Regions from separate parts of the Homo sapiens genome. Here region 2 is linked to region 1. Evidence: read pairs that join two places in POLR2A ChIA-PET (ENCODE). Cell type or tissue: HepG2. All regions are shown on one strand. Links, peaks and the distances in the headings refer to the core of each region. The heading gives the core; the rest is flanking DNA. Region 1 overlaps ISM1 (isthmin 1). Region 2 overlaps ISM1 (isthmin 1).

Evidence for each region. ChIA-PET counts read pairs that join two places held together with the same protein. Peaks named below come from ENCODE experiments on the same cell type or tissue, not always from the same donor. Only the 100,000 strongest peaks of a DNase experiment are listed, where the experiment ranks them.
Region 2: POLR2A ChIA-PET joins it to region 1 with 6 read pairs; 1 of 35 experiments calls an interaction of 5 or more read pairs at or near these places.

Annotation. Positions count from the first base shown.
Region 1 is chr20:13,241,168-13,246,550 of GRCh38, forward strand. The region is part of intron 1 of ISM1 (isthmin 1); the gene reads left to right. It also overlaps a transcript of TASP1 not described here. Among named protein-coding and RNA genes, the nearest start is that of ISM1-AS1, 4.2 kb to the left of the region's middle. In HepG2, for the core only: a CTCF peak has its summit at 4,364; DNase peaks (open chromatin) are centred at 2,844 and 4,334.
Region 2 is chr20:13,299,700-13,305,082 of GRCh38, forward strand. ISM1 (isthmin 1) reads left to right here. Exons shown (of 6, transcript NM_080826.2): 6 at 1-952. It also overlaps a transcript of TASP1 not described here. Among named protein-coding and RNA genes, the nearest start is that of ISM1-AS1, 63 kb to the left of the region's middle. In HepG2, for the core only: a CTCF peak has its summit at 3,116 (motif pointing left); a DNase peak (open chromatin) is centred at 3,132.

The sequences.
Region 1 (5,383 bases), core at 230-5,229:
ATGAGGTCACCAACTGCTCTGCAGTTGCAGAGGCATCATGGGAACAGACTCCAGTGTCTATTGGGTAAAGGAACAAATGGAAGGTGAGGAAATGGAGACAGAATATACAAATAAGTCTTGCAAAAGTTTTACTATAAAAAGGGGAGATATATGAACATGTGGTCAAAAAAGAGTTTTTGGTTCATGTAAGATCAGAGATACCAGGGCATCTGTGAGGCTGATGAGAACGATCCAATAGAAAGGGAGAGATTGATGATGCAAAACTGAGAGAGGAGAAATGAGGAGTGAATTCTTCAAGAAGGCAAGGGGCTATGTGTGAGCATTGGCCTTTCACAGAAGCAGGAAAGCTTGTTCTGTGTAACAATTGGGAAGAGAAAGAAAATGAGCTATGCAGACAGGAGTATAAATAGAGTGATGGTAATAAAAGAGTTACCATCTCATGACTCCTGTTCCATCAGTGAAATATGAAGTGAGGGCAGGAGCACAAGTAGGACGTTTGAGGAGAGAAGATATAAAATGGTCATCTTGGATACTGGAGCAAGTAAGGTTGTGAAGGAAGGGCAGTTGGATTTTGGAACAGTGCTTAGTATTCATTTGAGGGTTTGAGGACATGAATCTAAAATAAAGCAAGTTTGTCAAGTTGGATGCTTTTATTGTTCCCATCACCCACCTGCTTGGCTACTAACCTACAGAAGTTGGATCACTGAGTTCAACCAAAATGGAGGTGTTGCCAGTCAAATATATAAGGAGAAGAGAAAGGGGCAAGCAGAGTTGAGGGCCGTTGCAAGGAAATGATTAAAATAAAAGAACACTTGTTGAAGAAGGAAAGTAAAAACAAGAGAAGGCTGAAGGGAGGTGAGAAAATGGCAGTGGCTTGGAGATCTCAATGAGTTTTAAAACTGGAAAAATGAGTTAAAAGAATGGAAAGTGTCTTTATGTAGAAGGTTTACTGACAAAAGGTCTAGGGAAGAGGGTGGTTGAGATGCAGTAGAGGGAAAGGGTATGGGAGGTGAGGAGGTCCAAGAACTGGGGAGGTCATCTACATGGATGTTGAAGTCACCAAAAAGGACAACAGGAGGTCAATGGTAAAGAAGACTAAGCCAGAAGCTGGGCTTTTAGATGAACGGAGAATGACCAGAAACTCCACAGAGCAGTTGGAACATCCAGCATCTTGAAAGGAGCAGGATTTGTTTGTTCAGTTTTTGTTTTTATTTTTCAGGAGGAAGGGGAAGAAAAAGTCAGGAGTTAGCCATGGAACCAAGAAGATCCAGGAGAAGGTTGAGGGGATGTTCAGAGAAGTGGAAAATGAGAGATTGATTATCATGGAGGAAAAGCCCGAGAAGGTCCAGTAAAAGGTTTGGGAAGGTGAAGGAGGACAGGCTGAGTCCAATTAAGTGTTCAGAGATGTGTAGAATGGAGAGCCTGGTCTCTTGATGGCAGCTGGGGGAGCCATGATGGGAATGGTCCTGCACTTCTCTTGAATGGAGGTGAGACTCTTTGCTCATTGGCATGATGGCTTCTAGGCTGTTGTTTCTATGCTTATTAAGGTTGGTATAAAAGCATCAGATGAGGGGTAGGAATTACTTGAGCCTTGATAGGTGAGGTTGGCAGCCATAGCTTAAGACATCGGGTTCCTTACTGTTCATGTGTGAAGTAGTGGGAGCTGGTAGTTATACAGATTTCACCTGATTTTATCTACTTGTTTTTGTCATATACTTAAATAGTCCCTACTGTGGGCCAGACACTTTTTTAAGCATTTGATTAATATTGACTTATTTAACCGTCAAAACAACACCTTGAGGTAGGCATTATTGTTATCCTCATTTTACACAATAAGGTTAAGTACCTTGTCCAAGTCACACAGATAGCAGAGGTAGAGGCAAGATTTGAACTTTGGCTGTCTGGACACCAGAGTCCATGCTTTTAATCACTGTGACTGCGTGGCTTGGGGAAGAAGTTCCTTGTCTATTACCAAAAAAGAACTCTTGCCTTGGAATTCAGAAGACATAACTTTGAGTCCCTACTCTGTCACTAACTGGCTGTGACCATGGGCACAACATTTAACATCTTTCACCCTCAGCTTTCTTAGTGGTCAGTTCCATGCAGTCATTCAGGGACCCAGGATGATGGAGGCCCTGATGTCTTCTTAGCAGTCCCAGCTCAGAAGTGACACACATCACTTCTGCTCACATAGATCATCCTTTGATGCGGGATGACTTGGAAATGTATTCCCTGATAAGGGTTGCCTCCAGCTTGGCACAAAGACACGTATTTTTGGTAGAAAGCTAGCCCTCTCTGCCTCATTACTCAATATGGCTTATGCTTTTAAGATTCTGCAGTGTTCCACACTTAGGGCTGTCCTCTTAGCTGTTTGTCTTATTCCTGCTTGACCTCTAGGTCTCTCTTATTATAAAAGCAGTAAAACGACCATCTGAATGCCATTGACTGCCATGCATCCCCTCACTTTTCAAATATAAGCTATGAATAAAAAAAAATTAGCCCTTCACTAATGCCAAAACCTAGGGAAGAAATTAAGCATGCCCAATATTTTAAGCTATATCCATCACCGTTAAGCATCTGTTTGCACTATGTCTATCCATTAACTAATCAGCAAAACATGGTTTCAGTAGGAATTGTTACAACCCATTTGATATGGAATGACAAGACTTAGAGGTTCAGAGTATTTCTGCAGTTAGAATAGCAGGCACAGTTTTCCTGAAATAGATATTTGAAGGGAAGATGGAATTGTTTCTCAATTTTCCACATAATATGTTTGCTTAGTGGAATGAGGATAGACCTCAATGCTCATGGTATTTGCAGAAGGGAGTGTTTGTCTATTACCACATCTCCAGTGTAGGCACTGGTGATTCATCTGCAGGTCAGAAAGAGAGCCCTGTTAGCCAGTTTAGGAAGGTCACATTTATAGACAAATCCAAACAAGGTACTTTGCTATCCTCTCTTTTGTTCACAGACAGACAAGATAAACCTAGGCAGAGAGAAAACTTGCCTCAATCTTGGATTAAATGCAGAGGTCTGCTTGAACATTCCAAGGTCAAACTAAAAGTCTACAAGAGCAGGAGACTTGATTCAAAACAGCTCGTCTCTGACTGGTTTTCATGTGGGCAGAGGGGACTCTCTCGACACTAAGATGACCACAGCTCACATAGAGGTGTCAGCTGAAATATGGAGGATTACCACTACTGTAGAAGATGTCCTATGCAAAAAAAAAAAAAACCAGCATAAGCTAATGAAAATATATAGTGGTCACTTATTCGGACATTACATGTCCTCAAGTCCTACAAATTATTTGGTAAGGCAGCTTTGTGATTTGTTTTCACACAGCAAGATGACTAGTGAAAAGAATTTAATGATAAGCAAACACATTGCATATAAAAACATATTAAAGATACTTATTTAGCATGAAGGCTTATTCCAGTTCACAGGCATGGTATTACCTTTACTATATACTTCCATAATTTAAACACAGATAAGGAGATAATGTGGTTTCTTCAAAATCCCTGGCCAGGTTTTGACCACATTTTCTATTGAGAAGACATGTCCCCCTTTTCATTCCCCTAGAAGCAAACTACCTATGCACAAGTCAAAAGTGAGTAAAATGTGTAAAAGGGAAAGGTGTGTTTCACCTAAGTGTCATATTCAGAAACATCTGCTTTGCCTGGTGTATATGGCATTAATTTCCTGCCAGTTTTCTATTGGAAGGCCCTTCTGAGTCTTCTGAAATTGAACATCAGGTCATGTTTCTTTAATCAACCTTGGAAACAATGAAAGAAAGGAGTGGTGGAGAGGTTTCTTTTTATAAAATGTTCCTAAAGTCAAAAAAGTCTAGAAGAAAGAACATGCACAACTTTGGACCATGAGTCTGGGATTTTAATACCAAAAAGCACTTATTCCCTGCCACCCCATGTTGGTTAAATATCTTCCTTCCTTCTTGTATTGGTTATCTATTGCTGTATAACAAATTACCCTATACTTATGCTACCCCGTAGCTGCTCAAAAGAACACACGTTTATTATCTCAGAACTTCCATGGGTCCGGAATTCAGACACAGCTTACCTGGATCCCTTGGCCCATGGTCTCTCACAGGCTACAGTAAAGGTAGCCCTCAGTTCCTTGCCATGTGGGCCTCTCCGTGGTGCAGCTCTCAGGATGGCAGCAGAATTTATCAGAGCAGGTAAGTGAATAAAGCCAGAAAAAGAGTATGAGCAAGACAAAATCCACAGTCTTTGTCACCTAATCTCAGTGACATTCCATCATGTTTGCCATACCCTATTTGTCAGAAGCAAGTCGTTTGCTCCATCCCACACTCAAAGGGAGGGGATTGCACAAGGCTGTGTATTCCAGGAGATGGGGTCATTGAGGGCCATTTCAGAAGCTGCCTGCCATACTCCCCTCCACATGTACCTGCCCATTCCTGTGTGTCCCAATAGTGATAGTTCCCCTGCACACTCTAGTGTAGTTACATGGGTCCTTACTTTTCCAGATTTCCTTAATTCCTTCATTTTATTTCATTTCTCATTTCTCTCCTTTCATGTCAATTCAAAATAATACTTAGTTTCATCTTCTAAACTGTTGCTCTCCTCTGCTCACAAACTTCCAATCATTCCCCTTTCCATGACTCAAAACAGATACTGAGGAACTCCATATCTGGAACTGACCCACCTTTCCTGCTCCTCAATTTATAGGCTGCATTTTCAGCCAAATTAGACTCTCACTATTCCTTGTACCCGCCCACTCCGATGTTCTTTGCCCTCTTTCCGGTTGCAAAAATTCTGGACAGGCCACAAAAGCTTTTCTGTGGGCTGGGCGCTGTGGCTCACGCCTATAATCCCAGCACTTTGAGAGACTGAGGTGGGCAGATCACTTGAAGTCAGGCGTTCAAGACCAGCTGGCCAACATGGTGAAACCCCGTCTCTACTGAAAATACACAAAAAAGAATTAGTCGGGCATGGTGGCACACACCTGTAATCCCAGCTACTCGGGAGGCTGAGGCAGCAGAATCACTTGAACCCAGGAGGCGGAGGTTGCAGTGAGCCAAGATCATGCCACTGCACTTTAGCCTGGGCAACACAGCGAGACTCCATCTCAAAAAAAAAAAAAAAGCTTTTCTGTGAACTGTCGAGGTAGAAATGGGCCCACTTCTGAACCCTCACAGCATGGTTCATCCACTGAGTGAATATTGCATTCTTCCTGCTCCCTGCCTATCTGTGGGTACGAAGCATCCCTACTGCCCACTCTGCCTGCCAGGACAGAGGAAGGGCCATGTGACCAGCAACTGTAGCTTACTCCTCTGTTATACCCATGGCATGCAGTGTAGCTACTTGCATATGGAAAGTGCCCAAGAAAGTCTGGAAGGTCAGGGAGT
Region 2 (5,383 bases), core at 247-5,246, 59 kb after region 1:
AAGGATGGGGACAACTTGGAAGCCAGAAGAAGAACCTGGAAGCCACAGTGGGTGCGACTCAATTCACACCCGGATCCAGAGTTTCAAAGAGAGGCAAAGGGGGAAAGAGACTGAGGTTGTAAACGTTATAAGCAGTTTTTATATATAACTTATTTAATACAAATGTGACTTAATTAAGCGTAACCTTTTCTCTGGAGTTGTGGTGAAACTAATCACGTCTGTGAGAGATCAGAAAGAAAGAGACTTAGGGAAGTGGAAGAGAAAGGGAATTTTGGAATTTATTTCTTTAAAAATAATGCAATGGAAATATATCAAAACATGTAAACGCCCACCTTAAACCAAATGTTATTTGGTCATGAGGCACCTTGCTGGAGTCTCAGATTCCAAAAGTCTCTTCTTCAGACTGGGTAGGGAATATGATATTTTAGGGACAAAGCTGAGGACTGGTTTTAAATAGGCTTTAAAATAAAAGATCAATATTATCATAATGCTATCATTCTGCTAAACGGCCCCAAAACAGTAGAATTTCTGCTCATGTCCTAGCAGGTTCAGAAGACTGCAGCCAAGTTCAGATGTAAAAACAAGAAGTAGCACTTTTCCAAAGGAAAACAACAAAACAAATGGGAAAAAGATAATGGACCGCATTTCACCTATTTTAATACTATTTTAACAATTTTTTCATCTACCAATATATCCCCAATAAATAAATATAAAAGGGGGGGAGGGTCAATCTGGGGAATCTTAGTTTTTTATGTTTTAAGAAAACAAAAAAAACTGCATTATTTTTGTAAAGTATTTATTGAGTCACGGATTATTGTGCATCAAGCAATTGTTAATATGACCTGGTCCTATGGGGTAGAACTTAGGAAAAATAAAGTTGGTTCTTATTCAATATTTTACTTTGCAAAATTCTAGTAAAAGAGAGTATATAATAAAATCATAATAAAAGGTGTTACCTGCATCCTTCATTTATGATACAAATGCCATAAATAGCCCGTGTGAAGCAAGACTTCAAGGCAGGGGAAAGAAAATTTCAACCCAGGTGGGAATAAAAGGCTCATTCATTGATTGACATGATTGTGGGTGGTGTAAGTCATGGCATCCTTGGCACCAAAATCGTCTACCCAACCCCCAGGAGGCTGAGGCCCATTGACACATGTGTGACTTTTTGCCCGCCCAGACCTAAGGAAGCCAAACCAGAGCAAAGGCTTAAGACAGCCCAGATGAGCAGGGCCACTTCCACAGAAAATTCTGCAATTACAATTATAAGTAGAACTACTCATCATGAAAAGTATTCCTTTTCCCGATGAGAAAATCAAAGCTCAGAAAACATAAAGACATTGGACCCATCTTTCATTTCCTAGCCTAGTATTCTCTCTACTGTAGCACATTTTTGAAGTCCTTATATTCCCGGTACCTTTGGCATTCCTAACCCCACCCTTAAGTTATCCTGACACAATTCTATTCTTATGGAAAACTTTTTACCAGTCATTTACACATTTTTTTTTTGAGACAGTCTCACTCTGTCCCCCAAGCTGGAGTGCAGTGACGTGATCTTGACTCACCACAACTTCCGCCTCCTGAGTTCAAGCGATTCTCGTGCCTCAGCCTCCCGAGTAGCTGGGATTACAGGCATGTGCCACCACGCCTGGCTAACTCTTGTATTTTTAGGAGAGATAAGGTTTCACCATGTTGGCCAGGCTGGTCTTGAACTCCTGGCCTCAAGTGTTCTGCCTGCCTTGGCCTCCCAAAGCACTGGGATTACAAGCATGAAACACCATGCCCAGACATTTACACCTTACAATGAATTATTTACACCTTAGAAGGTATTGCCCATTCTCAGAATATTTATATTTAAGATCTGTGTCTAATCACGGAATGAGAAGACTTATTCACATCTGAAGCAATTTTTTGCTACAGATGAACTGAACTAGTAGGAAGAGAATCAATGCGTCCGTGTATCAGGCATATAGATTTGGTTTATAATAATGAGGAAATTTTTTTTGCAAAGAGAATTGGCTGGCAATGGAATGCATTGCCTTTGAGGTGGTGAGTATCCTGTCAGGACAGGTATTCAAGCAGAGGCTGGAGATTAGTCACATGAACAGCTCAACTGGGTGATCAGGAGAGACAAAAATGTATAGGACAAAACCCTCTGATGTGTTTGTTAAGTGTAAGCACAAAGTACTATGAAGAAATAGAGGCAGAAATCAGGGAAGTATCTGTTGGTTCTAATGAAGGAGTGGGATTTTATAAAGCATAAAAGAGCAAGGGGAAGTGGGTGTATTTGTAATAAGAAAATAGTATGGAGAAAAGCAAAGAAATAGGTAAGTACTTGGTGTTTTCTGAAAACCGGGAGTTTAAGGTGATGAGCAGAGGAACAAGAGTGGCAAGTTATGGAGCCATGTCTAAGGTATTTTTGTTAAGGATTTAGAGTGAAATCTCAAAGAGAACAGAGAGCTTTCTTACTACGGTGAAAATGACTAATGTGAGCCATGCTGTCCATGAGCTATTTGCCTTTTAATATCAGACCTTGCTGACCTAATGAACTGAGAGTTGGAAGGTGGGGTAAATTGGAGGGGAGGGCTCCAGGACTCTGCCTACTGAGAACACCCTGGTCTCCCATGCATCATCAGATGGTTCCAAACCTCTGGAAATTTGCTGAACTATAATCCACCTCTATTAGGATGAGCTAATTTTCAGTCCCAATGCTTTAGTGGGCCAATGAGTGATCTTCGGAAATCAAGACCTCATGCCTAGGTTGTCTAATAAGACTAGGAGACCCTTATCTCATTCAACACAGGGCCCCAAGCTGGTGCCAGGGCAACCCCAGGCAGTTCACTCAGTGGGCAGTAGATCATCTGCTCAAGGGCCAGCTTTGCCTGCAGCAGAGTAAGGAATGAGCAAGGCCACTTCCACAGAAAATTCTGTGGAATTCTAAGGAATGTCTGCAGTCTCGTTGCAGTCCTTGTAAATATGACCCCGCAGTAGCTGCTCAAATTTTTCTCTTTGAGTGCACTGCTCTTTTGCCTTCCCCTGGAAAGAGAGTTCTAGTAATTCAGTGGGCATCCTGGGTGCCACATCTGAACACAACAGTGGTAAACAGAGATGCCCACGGCCCTCTAGTGGCTGCACATGGGAAGGGTAAAGGAGAGGCCAGGGCAGCCTATAGCTTTCTCTTCGGACCCAGTTCATGTAACCGCCATGATTATAGTCTCCCAAGCACCTCAGTCTTTATGTCTTAGTGGCCAAGAGGGTAGAGTTCTCTGTCTTAACGCCGGGGATTAAAGAACAGCTACTATACAAGCCACCATCTTCTGAGCCCACACTTTGTGTCTCTGTGTTAATCATTTTACCACAGGAGACCGGCATTATTACATCCAGTCTATAGATAAGGAAAAGAAGCCCAACAAGGTTAGCTAACTTGTTCAAGGTCAGACCACTTGGTAAATGACAGAGCTCCTTGAAGCCAGCAGTGTCTGATCACCAAAGCCCAGGCTCTTAAACCTAACGCCTGTGCTCTCCTCTCCTCCTAACTCATCCCAAGGTCTGCTGGATCCATGCTTTTCTGTGACTCACTGCCTTTGCTTAGATTGTTCAAAGAGGATCTGGCTTTATCTCTATGTATTTTGCCCAGTTATCTCATAGTCCATAAAAGGATTTTGTGGTTCTATAGCTGAGCCCTTGCTCAGGTTGGGTAAGTCACAAAGCTCAACATTTCTAAAAGATAGCCTGATCCATGGGTGAAAACAAAGATGGGTCTGCTTTTCCCACCACACATAAGCCCTGTGCTAACTGCTGCCTGTTAGGTAGAGCTCAGGGGCAACATAACAGGCACCTAACCTTCCTACATGCCCAGGTTCCAGCACTGCACCTGGCATGCATAGTCAGGCAATGTGCAGAGGGCTTAAGAGTTTGAGGGTTCAGTGGGCCTGGACTCCAATCCTGACTCTCTCACTTGCCTGCTGGGAGTTGTCAGACAAGTTAATACATTGGCATTTAGTCATTTGCCAAATATTTATTGAGCATATACATACGCCAGATACCAGGGATACAGCGGTGTACAAATCAAAGTCCCTCCTCTTGGAGGGGAGATAGTGGATAAGTAAATAAGTGCAGAATCTGAGATTATGGTAAGTGATATAAAGTCAAGTTTTTGATCACACATGTATGATGTTACATTATTTAAGGTGATGCTGGTTGCTGTAACAAATAATCCTCAAAATCACAGTGGCTTAACCCAAAAAAACTCTAAAGAGTATGTTTCTAGCCAAGTGGCCCACCTCTAAGTGACAACCCAGGGACCCAGACTCCTTCCATCTTGTGGCTCTGCCACCATCAAGGTATGACTTTCTAGGATGCCCTGGGGTCATCTCAATCCCAGTCTGTTCAAAAGGTAGAAAGCAGGGAGAAAACTTGTAAAGTTTTTTGTAGGTTCAGCAGTGAAGTACTGTCCAATGCTTCCAGTCACTCTCCTCAGCTCTGCTACATGACACATCCTTCTGCAAGGGAGACTGGGAAATGAAGTCCAGATGAGGGGTCCAGGAAGCAGAGATGGCTGCATGAGCACCCAGTCAGTCTCTGCCAACTACCCAATCCACAAGACAGGAAAGAAAGGCAGCAGAAGAGGCTCTGGGTGGAATCAAAGTGGGCGGTCATGGGGAGAGGTCCTTCTCACTCCCCCACTGTCTTCCACATTGTACTATAGTGCTAAGCTGGACCCCATTTTCCTTGTCTATAAATTGGGGTAAGTCCACCTGTCCAAACTACCCATTGTCCAGTGCTTTTGCTGTCCCAAGCATCCCCTCAGCACTTTCCATATCTGTTCAAACCAGCCCAACTTTCAAGCAGCAGCTCCCACATGTCTTTGCCTGATGGCTTTTTCCATCATCGTGGAGCCCAGTGAGCTTGCACAGAAGACTGGAAGTGCTGGGAGTCAACAGACTGAGTGCCTGTCAGTCAACTGTTTGGTGATCTTGGGGGAATCAGTAAACCCATAAGACTCCACTCATTGGTCAATGAATACCCCAACTCCCTCACCCCTCGAGTGGGGCCATTGTGAAGTGTGTTTTATACCAGTCCACGAGCTCCCAGTGGGATTGAGTTCCAGTTGCCTATAGCAGTCACCTACTTGAAAACACACACTTTATTAGCTTCCTTGCCTTCCCCATCTCTCTTCCCCACTTCCCTACTAGTACTCGCTGGAATCTTCTACCAAATAAGCAGCTTGCTCAGCGCCATCTCTCAGAGTGTGCTTCCAGGGGACCCCAAACCAAGACATCACTTCACGCTTAAATACTTATTAAGTGCTATTCAAATATTATTGTTAATATTTGATATTTAATATTTGATAATAACATAGTATTATTTGAATAGCACTTAT